Linked DNA regions of Homo sapiens: region 2 is linked to region 1. A link is a contact called in ENCODE Hi-C or POLR2A ChIA-PET data. All regions are on one chromosome and are shown on one strand. Each heading gives the region's core, a stretch centred on a gene start or an enhancer-like site at or near the end of the contact. The rest is flanking DNA. Distances are from core to core; before and after follow the strand shown. Region 1 overlaps POC1B-DUSP6 (POC1B-DUSP6 readthrough). Region 2 overlaps POC1B-DUSP6 (POC1B-DUSP6 readthrough).

What was found. Hi-C counts contacts between places; a loop is a spot of excess contacts on that map. ChIA-PET counts read pairs that join two places held with the same protein, here RNA polymerase II (POLR2A). Pooled maps may share reads with other maps.
Region 2: a pooled map shows a loop between it and region 1 (4-fold over the local background). The contact joins two enhancer-like sites. A Hi-C loop is called at or near these places in 3 of 50 pooled maps. POLR2A ChIA-PET finds 5 or more read pairs at or near these places in 3 of 52 experiments (BJ, H1 and activated CD8-positive, alpha-beta T cell).

Annotation. Positions count from the first base shown.
Region 1 is chr12:89,372,847-89,378,164 of GRCh38, reverse strand. The region is part of intron 9 of POC1B-DUSP6 (POC1B-DUSP6 readthrough); the gene reads left to right. Among named protein-coding and RNA genes, the nearest start is that of DUSP6, 23 kb to the right of the region's middle. Within about 2 kb of position 2,369, at least 13 of the 41 ENCODE cell types and tissues checked have a DNase peak (open chromatin) inside an H3K27ac peak, as active enhancers do.
Region 2 is chr12:89,491,392-89,496,953 of GRCh38, reverse strand. POC1B-DUSP6 (POC1B-DUSP6 readthrough) reads left to right here. Exons shown (of 11, transcript NR_189589.1): 4 at 4,839-5,018. It overlaps POC1B (POC1 centriolar protein B), which reads left to right. Exons shown (of 12, transcript NM_172240.3): 4 at 4,839-5,018. Among named protein-coding and RNA genes, the nearest start is that of GALNT4, 31 kb to the left of the region's middle. Within about 2 kb of position 3,158, at least 4 of the 41 ENCODE cell types and tissues checked have a DNase peak (open chromatin) inside an H3K27ac peak, as active enhancers do.

The DNA.
Region 1 (5,318 bases), core at 1,120-3,619:
CCTTTTTTCTCTTTTTCCTTTCAGCTCAAATTACCTATACTAGCACTGCAAATTTTCCTCATGCCCCTATTGCTATAAGCCACAAAGGCAGAAGGGAGCTGACATTCACAGGACACCTGTCAAATGCCAAGCGTTATAACAAGTGTCTTTGCATATATTATTTCATTTACACTTGTAGTATCTTCATTGGACTTGTGTGTAACCAAAGACCCCGAGAGGTTAAAAAAAAGTATCCAGAGTCACACAGCTAGTACTTGAAGTGTTCATATTGCAACTCTGTCTGATGTCAAAGCACATTCCTTTTATTACATTGCCAAGTAAGATAGATATCAGTTCATCCACAACTACTAAGCACTCCAGGAACAAATGCATGTTAGGAGTCCCTGAAGGCTAAAATGGTGCTATAAGAGATAGACGAAAGGGCTGGGCACGATGGCTCGCACCTGTAATCCCAGCACTTTGGGAGGCCAAGGCAGGTGTATCACGAGGTTAGGAGATTGAGACCATCCTGGCTAACATGGTGAAATCCCGTCTCTACTAAAAATACAAAAAAATTAGCCGGGCGTGGTGGCGGGCGCCTGTAGTTCCAGCTACTCAGGAGGCTGAGGCAGGAGAATGGCGTGAACCCGGGAGGCAGAGCCTGCAGTGAGCCAAGATGGCGCCACTGCACTCCAGCCTGGGCGACAGAGTGAGACTCTGTCTCAAAAAAAAAAAAAAAAAAAAAAAAAAAGAGATGGACGAAAGGAAGCAGACAGTGAGGTCTTGTATCTGACATATAGCCGCTTGGCTCTCTCTGCCCCTTCAGGAGCACCCAGAGGGTGAGTGGACTCAGAAGGTGCGTTGCTGCTGAGGTCAGTGTTGAGCAGTTCTAGCTCAGGAAGCAGGGTCACTGAAGGCTGGGGCTGGGGGACCATAAAGTAGTTCTGGAAGCATATAGACTAGACCAAACACAGCTTTCACTTACGGGAACATTGATTCATTCTTTGATACAATGAGTACTTATTGTATGTGTCTATGAGAGGCCAGGCATACAAAGATGAATAAGACATGGTTCTTCTTCCAGGGACTTCAATGTCTATTGAGGAAGAGAGATAAATTAACAAGCCATTCGAGTAAATACTATAAACTATATTTGCTACTGCACTTAGATGACCCTTCTATAGTCAACATATCATGGGAACATGTTGATTTTTGAGAACTCAGTATCCATTCCACCTTGATTTCCCTTTGAAGGATTGCCTGCTGAGTTGTTAAATCTGTTCCCTGAACCCCTTACTCACCAACAAACAGCCACCTGACCCAAGCTGGAACAATGTTCACTCCCTGGAGTGAAGAAAGAGGGTGAAAAGATGGAGAAATGATGGAAGAGCATTCATTCTGGGGCAGGGCACTGACAACACGGTTGAATGTTCTAACCCTACCCATCCCTACCCGACCCATTTCTATCAATTTCTGAAACTTCTGGTCCATCCTGAGAGCAGACAGAAATCCTCCCAATAAATCCCAACCATTTAACAATGGACAGACAACAAAGATCCCTTTGGTGAGATATGGGGTGTTGAAGACTGAAAGCAGGGAGACCAGTTAGTGTCTATTGCAGTAATCCAGGTGAGTATGGTAAGAGACTGAACTCCATGACTGGAGAGATGGTGAAGGGAAGACAGATTCCAAAATCAGAAGAGACAGAGCTAGCTGGACTTGGTGCCTACTGGATGGAGAAAGTCAGGAATATAGAAGAGCAAGATGAGTGGTTTTTCAGAAACAAAACAGGGCAGCTCAGATCCCCTCACTTCCTTTCTGTTGGTCTAGAAGTTATGTTCTCACTTGGTCTTGATTTTGGCATTTTGTTTCTTGCTAAGGCTAATTTCCTATAACTGCACCTTCCCAGCCCTGAGATGTACACGTCACTTCCTGCTAAAAGAAATTATCTGCATTATCTAGGAAACTTGGCAGGGACACCAAATCCTCTTTTCATCCTGTATCCTACAGCCCAGGATATATATTCAACTAAATTCTTGGAAATAGTCCTGAATAGCACATAGTACTCCAACATCAACAAGCACACTCTAATGATGACGGTGTGTCACAGGATGCTTACTAAGTTTGTGATCCCACTTACATGATCAACTACGTGACCACAGCCCACACAGTTCACACAGCCTCACCACACCTTCCCTATAGGGATTCTCAGTGTGCTCTGTGCTATCAGCTCTGCTATGGAGGAAAGGTGCTCAAGTACTTGTGGTCAGGTGGAAAGAATTCAATAGCACTTGAGCATGCAGAGCTGGACTTGGTGGACTGTGCTCTTTACTCAAAAGGCGCACACAGGGCACAAGCAGGCAGCAACCTCTATGAGTCAGAGCCTGCTTGGCCTACTTGTCCTTTGCACCATGTCTTTTGAACCAATAAATACAGTAACACCCATAACTACAATGTCTTATCTGCAGGAAAATAAGGCAGTAGCAAAATTGTGCAAGACACTGAACAATCATCTATAAGAACTAAGGACTTCCGGCCGGGCGCAGTGACTCACGCCTGTAATTCCAGCACTTTGGGAGGCCGAGGCGGGCGGATCACAAGGTCAAGAGATCAAGACCATCCTGGCCAACATGGTGAAACCCCGTCTCTACTAAAAATACAAAAATTAGCCAGGCGTGGTGGCACACACCTGAAGTCCCAGCTACTCGGGAGCCTGAGGCAGGAGAATTGCTTGAATCCGGGAGGCGGAGGTGGCAGTGAGCCAAGATCACGCCACTGCACTCCAGCCTGCCAATAGAGCGAGACTCCGTCTCAAAAAAAAAAAAAAACAAAACTAAGGACTTCACCCTCCCTAGAAAGCCCCTAAACTCTGGATTTGGGGAGCTCACCTTTGAGATAGAAAAAATTAATTGATAATGACTTCGGTTGGGTCTTTCTCTAGTTTCTCATACTAGGAGATACTTTGGAACACAGGTACTTAAAAATATATTTTAACAAACAAATTAGTAGTAGTGGAATATCACATTATTTCCTGGTGATCTTTTGAAAGATTAAAGAAAGGTATTGATCTAATAGCTTTTGGAATCCCCGAATTTTAAAAAACATGTGATTGAATAATCTCATTATGTAGGGTTGTGCAAGTAAACAATATGCTATGGTCAGGCTGTAAAAGAAAAGGAAATCTTTTTTTTTTTTCTTTTTTTTGAGACGGAGTCTCGCTCTGTTGCCCAGGCTGGAGTGCAATGGCATGATCTTGGCTCACGGCAACCTCTGCCTCCTGGGTTCAAACGATTCTCCTAGCTCAGCCTCCTGAGTAGCTTGGATTACAGGCACAAGCCACCATGCCTGGCTAATTTTTTGTATTTTTAGTAGAGACGGGGTTTCACCGTGTTCCCCAGACTGGTCTCAAGCTCCTGAGCTCGGGCAATCCACGCGCCTCAGCCTCCCACAGTGCTTAGGATTACAGGTGTGAGCCACCACGCCTGGGCTGGAAATCTTGATAGATAAAAGAAAGAGAAGAAACAAAAAGGTCTCACTTACAATTTATCCTCTCACTTTCTGCCAGATGATTAGATCACTGTATTTGTTAACAGCTTGATCACCTGTATTTTATTTCAAGTAAATTTTCTTCAGTTTCTTTGCCAACAAAGCATACTGGATAGAAATGCCTCAGAATCAATTTATCCTGCTTCACTAGTTTTATGCATTTTAGATTTAAGGAAACAACAGTTAGAATATTTTCAATGATGAAAAGAACTCCATTAGGCTGCCACAAATGTCAAAAGTTCCTGGCTATGCTAACACTTATGTAATTGTTCTGGAAACCCCACGCACCGGAATAGACCTACAACACCAGGCATGACTCACTGAATATTTCTAAGCACATACTCTCTCTAAAATGATCTCCAGTTGGGATTTATTTTTTCAAAGAAAAAAAGTAAAAGACAAAATATGGTACATCAAATCCCAAAGTTTTTTCTGTGATTTTTTTGGGAAAATACTGTTGCCTCACACAAGAGCATTAGAAGATGCTGCTGTTTTCATTAATAAAACAACCAGATGGGCAAGCATTAAAACAGGTTGAAACTTTGAAACTCTTCCTAAAAAAAAAAAAAAATAAGAAAAGAAAATAACATAGAGAACATGTGGGTTCTCAAATTTCCAAATGGCCTTCATTTCCTGTTGTGATTTTATTCCTAAGTTGGTTTTTTAAAACTTGTGGCTGGCAGCATATGACTAGTGTCCTAATCCCCTGAGCAATGTTAAGGAAAATTATACATGCCATAAAATGCTAATCAGCACAGGAAGGCCTGGGACCATACCACCAAGGCTCATTTGTAGCATATACTCCAACAGCTTTTACTGCATATCTTCTGTAAGTCTAAATGCTTGGGGGAAATTTACCAAAGTATATGGCATAACCTGTATCTCCAAAAGCTGATGTTGGATGCTAATTTCAATACCAAAGTAGCACATTTTTCTTTTTTTTTTTTTTTTTTTGAGACTGAGTCTCGCTCTATATAGCCCATGCTAGAGTGCAGTGGTGTGATCTCGGCTCACTACAACTTCTGCCTCCCGGGTTCAAGCAATTCTCATGCCTCAGCCTCCTGAGTAGCTGGAATTACAGGTGCCCACTACCATGCCTGGCTAATTTTTGTATTTTTAGTAAAGACGAGGTTTCACCATGTTCGCCAGGCTGGTCTCGAACTCCTGACCTCAGGTGAGTCACCTGCCTCAGCCTCCCAAAGGGCTGGGGTTACAGGCATGAGCCACTGCGCCCTGCCGTGCATTTTTCACTAGTAATATTCAGAATGGAGTTTAGGAATTCAGGCAATGGCGAGCCAAACCAGAAGTAGCAAGGCAGTTCTGCCAGGCAGTGAAACAGGACCTAGATAGCAATTTGTGTCTAGGCAGTAACAGGGGATCTCAGCACGTGGTTGTCATCAGTCTGTGTTCCACCTGCAGAAAGGAGAAGAAGGTGAACCCAGCAAGCAATAACCATAAGTGGATCAAGCAGCCTGGAGTGAGGCCCCAGGGCCAAGGAGGGGACTGAAGTTCTGGGAGGGACTGAAGTTCTAGGAAGGACTGATAAGGAAAGGCAAAATTCCAGTCTTAGAGAAACTTAGAGGCAGAATGTAGAAGAAAGAACAAAGGCCAAAGCCCAGTTATTTGAACTGGAATACAAGGTAGAGCCTGTGACAGGAATCAAGTGGAAACTTCACAGCTAGAAATAGAGCAGGAGCTCAGAACAGAACCCAGAGCCTAGCTGACCCGATACTGAGTGATATAAGCTACTTACATTTCCTCTAAGAGCAGACTTGGGCCCAGCACCTGGGGTA
Region 2 (5,562 bases), core at 1,909-4,408, 120 kb before region 1:
AATATGTCTAAGTTTTTTTGAGGGAGTAGTGGTAGCTATCCATCCCTTTGTAGATCTGAGGTAAGCTTTAGACTGTCTCCCCAGAATGATACACATCAGTATGTATAACCAAAAATTCAGTTTATTAACTTCCTAACGCCCGTTCATGGATCCTTCAAGGGCCCTTGGATCCCTATTGAAAACCCTGTGCCTTTGATTTGATTTGTATCACTCATTATCGGGGTCCAGAATTTTCTTGTTAAAGAAAATTTCTGACAAAAGTTTAAATCGTTGAATTTGTGTAAGGTCATATGCGTTATAACAAATCTCTGTAACGAGACTTTTCAAACCCTAACTAATAGCCCATCTATTTTAAGTAATTATTGAGCCATGATTTTTAAAAATGTTTTTAAGCTTTAAAGTATGTAAATTTTCAAGCATACATGAAAATAGAATGAATAGCATCACTCCCCTGCCTCATATTCCCGTCAATCAGCTTCAACAGTTGTCAGGATTCTGCCCATCTTGTTTCATCTACACCTCCCCTCACTTTTTCCCCTGGAGTATTTTTAGAAAAAATCCTACATATCATTTCCCCCCATAAATACTTCAGAGCAGAGATTCCCAACCCCTGGGCCACTGACCAGTACCAGTCCATGGCCTGTTAGGAACCAGGCCAGAGCTCTGCCTCTTGTCGGATCAGCGGCGGCATTAGATTCTCATAGGAGCACAAACCCTATTGTGAACTGTGCATGCGAGGGATCTAGGTTGCACACTCCATATGAGAATCTCATGCCTGATGATCTGTCACTGTCTCCCTTCAACCCAGATGGGACCATCTAGTTGCAGAAAAACAAGCTCAGGGCTTCCATTGATTCTACATTATAGTGAGTATGTAATAATAATAGAAATAGGGCTGGGCACAGTGGCTCACGCCTGTAATCACAGCACTTTGGGAGGCCAAGGCAGGCAGATCACCTGAGGTCAGGAATTTGAAACCAGCCTGGCCAACATGGTGAAACCCTGTCTCTACTAAAAATACAAAGTTAGCCAGGCGTGGTGTCACGCACCTGTAATCCCAGCTACTCGGGAGGCTGAGGCAAGAGAATTGCTTGAACCTGGGAGGTGGAGGTTGCAGTGAGCCGAGATCATGCCATTGTACTCCATCCTGGGTGGAAAAGAACAAAACTCCTTCTCAATAATAATAATAATAATAATACGAATAAAGTACACAATAAATGTAATAATGCACTTGAATCATCCCAAAATCATCCATCCTTCCCCCTGACTCCCTGGTCCCATGGAAAAATGGTCTTCCATGGAACTGGTCTCTGGTGCCAAAAAGACTGGGGACCACTGCTTTAGAAGATAAGAATTTGAGTATTTCCTTGACCCTGTTGTGGCAGGATTTGACTTGTAGTCTGTGACTATTCAGGCCCAGGCACTCCCAAATGAAGAAAAGCTCATGGGCATTCCCATGCCAGTGGGTGCTTTTTTTCTGCCACCACCCAAGGGGAACTCTATGCTGAGAAATCTGAATATATTCCAATGGTAGTGAAAACTATTGAAGAGAAGTGACATGTTATAATGGATGGCAATGTAGCAGGGAATTTTAAGGGAGAAGTAACTAGTTTGGGGTCCAAGAGGAGAAGCATGTTCCAAAACCCTTAACTTTGGGAATTTAGAACTAGCTTTTTTACTATCTTCTGCACAGCATAACTTCAGTCTCCCTTTACTAATTCAAGGAAATCTCAGTGAACAAATTGTATAAGGGTAGATGAGCTAAAAGCTCACTGAGTCATTAATTTGTCATAACTCATCTAAATACAATGATTAGGCTTGTGTAGGTGTCCCTAGTTTCTCTTTCTAAATCATGTCTTAGTAGGGACAGAGCAATAATGGTGGATCGTGGCAACGGGAAGGAAGATGATGTGTCAGTTATCTATTGCTGTATGACAGTCACAAAACCTTAGTACTTACTACAGAAACAATGATTTGTCACATTTTGTGGGTTGTCTGGATGGTTGTTTTGCTTATATGGTGCAGGCTGAGATTACTCATGCAGCTTCACAGTTCTTTTGCTTATATGGTGCAGGCTGAGATTACACATGCAGAGGAAAGATGGGCTCTGTTCCTCATTCGTATGCCTGGGGCCTTGGTGCGGGTTGTGGCAATGGCGTCTTGGTTCTCCATGTGCCGTCTCTCCAGCAGGATAACCTGTAGTTTTCTCACAGCATGACAGCTGGGTTCCAGGAGAATCAAAGCAGAAGCTGCTAGACCAATTAAGAACTAGGCCCAAAACTTGCAGTGTCACTTCTGCCACGTTCTGTTCCTCAGAGTAAAGTCACAACACCAGCCCAAAGGGAGGAGAAATAAACAGACTCCACCTCCTTTGAAGCAGAGAGACATGCGTGTACAGGGATGAGATGAGTCACAACACCTCCTCTCACAACACCTCCCCTCAAAAGTCACAACACCTCCCCTCAAAGGGAGGGGAAATAAACAGACTTCACCTTTTGTGAAGCGGAGAGACATGCATGTACAGGGATGAGATGAGTATTGGCAGCCATATTTGCAGATAGACACCACAGCTGGTGACCAGAAGGCTAAGAAAGAATAGGGAGAGGCTGGGGGCATGACTCGCACCTGTAATTCCAGCACTTTGGGAGGCTGAGGCAGGAGGATCACTTGAGGCCAAGAGTTCAAGACCAGCATGGGCAACATAGCGAGACCCTGTCTCTATAAAAAATAAAAATAAAAAAATAAAATTAGCTGGGCATGGTGATGCACACCTATAGTCCTAGCTCCTCAGGAGGCTGAGGAGGGAGGAGCTCTTGAGCGCAGGAGTTTGAGCTGCAGTGAGTAGCGATTGCACCACTGTATTCTAGCATCTGTGACAGAAAGATAACACGTCTCAAAAAAATAAATAAATAAGAAAAGAATAGGTAGGAGCAAGCCTGAAAGCAAGTCTGGCTCAGAGTTGGTCACAGTGGGCAGTCAAGAGAATTTAGCTGAAAGGGCAAGTAAATATGTAGGAAGGAGAGAGCCTATATTAAGTTAAGATGAGGAACTAGAAACCAGTTAGGCACCAGCACAATAAACATAAGGCACTCCTATCTTGGTTTCTTCTGTGTTTCCTGTTGAGACTGGATCCAGTGCTTGGTTTAGCCTACGGCTGAGAGGACAGCCTTTTAGAAAGGAGGCAAACAGAACAGCCTGCTGGAGTGTGGAGTGCAGAACTAAAAATCAGGGCAGATTTTGATGATACTGATGGTCTGTCTCTTAGCTTCCTGGTCATTGCAGATGCCTTTTCTTTTCTTTGTTTTCTCTAGGCATTGTACTTGAATTCAGGCCAAACTATACTCCTGATTTCCACTCATGAAATTTACCCTTGAAACTTCACTGAGCTAGTCCCTGGATGCTCCCTCCTAATTTTTGTTTAATATGTATTTCAGTTTTTCCTGAGTAATATCATATGTCAGGTGATGGAAATTTATGATAAAGTTACCTTTCCTCCCTACAGACCACTGGAAGGGTAAGCCAGGTTGGATCTACGAGCCTTTATTGACTGTTCCAAGTGGAATTCAACGTGTATTGAGTTCTTTTTATGTGCTTGACATATTGCTAGATGCTAGTCTTATAGAGATGAATAAATCATCATTCCTGTGCTTCAAAAATGTGCTGCTTAAGAGGAGACAAATCGTTCTTTAGAAAGTCACTGTATAATGTAGTAAGCAAAATCGTTGTAGCAAATAGGGAGCCATTAAGCCTGTCTGGCTTGGCCAAGGGGGTCTGGGGATGGGGAAAATAGTCCAGCCTGAGAAAGCAGTAAGTGCAAAGGCAGGGGTGTGTTTGAAGGGCTGTGACTGTTCCGAGTACAAAGTTCAGTGTGAGTGGCAGGATACCTCACCAAAGTACTTGGGCATTGTGCTTTCTTTTGGAGAAGAGCCAGTGACACATTTACGCTGGGATTTACATGCTTGGAGTTACGCTCTTAGCAAGGTAATAAGCACAATATGTAGGTGACTGGCAGGGGACAAAAGATTAGAGCAGAGAGACCAGTTAAGAGGCTTTTGCAGTAACCTAGGTGAAGGATGTTGAGGATATATTTACCTTAAGGCAAGCAGAGCCAACATAGAAGAGGAGGATTCAGAAGATATTTAGGAAGTGAGGATGATATGGTTTGCTAACTTACTGGATGTGGGAGAGGAAGCAGGAGTTGAGTGTGACTTCCAGGCTTCTGGCTTGGACACAGGCGGATGTCACGCTGACCAGCCAAGGTAGCAAAATACAGGATGAGGTGCAGGTGTATGGGAGATCAGTGTGAACATTTGAACATCTGAGACACATATATTGTGGCCAACTAAATTCTGTTGCCTGATGTTTTTCAAGCATTTATGACAATTTTCCCCATAGGTTATCTTGAGTATCAATATGATTTTCTAAATGGGAAAATTGCTGAGTCCTAGATACAATGTAAGGTGAAAATGCCTTGGCAACTTGGGAACACTGACACAAAGTAGCGTTTATCACATATCACCTTGTAACTCCAACACTATCTAGCCTTCTCCCATTTTAAGGTTTTCTACTTCTCAAATGCCTCACATTATTTTCCCCATCTTTTGTTTTTCTATTCTCTTCTTTTCTACCCTTTAGTTCTCAACACCTGAAATTTCATGGAAATTTCAGTGTTGACGAAGAGTACAGTACAACATAGCCCTTTCATACTTTTGTTAGGTTTTACAAGAGTTAAACCATTTTATTTAAACTATTTTATATGTTTCAAAGTCTGTATTGTGATTAAGTATTAACTATAATTAAATCAAATGAGTTATAAATATTAAACTGTTTATTTCCAGGAGAGGAAAATTCTCAGAATTTAAAGCTCATACAGCTCCAGTTCGAAGTGTAGACTTTTCAGCTGATGGCCAGTTTCTAGCTACAGCTTCTGAAGACAAATCCATAAAAGTATGGAGCATGTATCGCCAGCGCTTCCTGTATTCCTTGTATCGACATACACACTGGGTACGCTGTGCCAAGTAAGTGCAAAAAATTTCATATTAAGATGTCCACATATTTTTTCTGCTTCATGTTTGCCCCCAACTTCCAGAAAAAGGGTTTGAGGACATATTCATTCATTCATTCAACAGATATTTGTTGTGTGACTGCTTTGTGCGGGAACGGTAGTAAACAAAATAGTGAAAATCCTTGTTCTTACATTCCAGAGAGACAGACAAACAAGTAGGAAAATGGAGCAGGTCAGATGGCAGTAAGCACTATGGAGAAAGAGCTGGGTTAGAAGGGGGCGCGTAATTTTTTTTTCTTTTTTTTTTTTCTTTTTTTTTTTTTTGAGACACGGTCTCACTCTTGTTACCCAGGCTGGAGTGCAGTGCTGCCATTACTGCTCATTGCAACCTTGACTTCCTGGGTTCAGGTGATTCTCCTACCTCAGACTCTGAGTAGCTGGGACTACAGGCATGCACCACCATGCCTGGATAATTTTTTGTATTTTTAGTAGAGACAGGGTTTCACCATGTTGCCCAAGCTGGTCTCAAACTCCTCAGCTCAAGTGATCCACCTGCC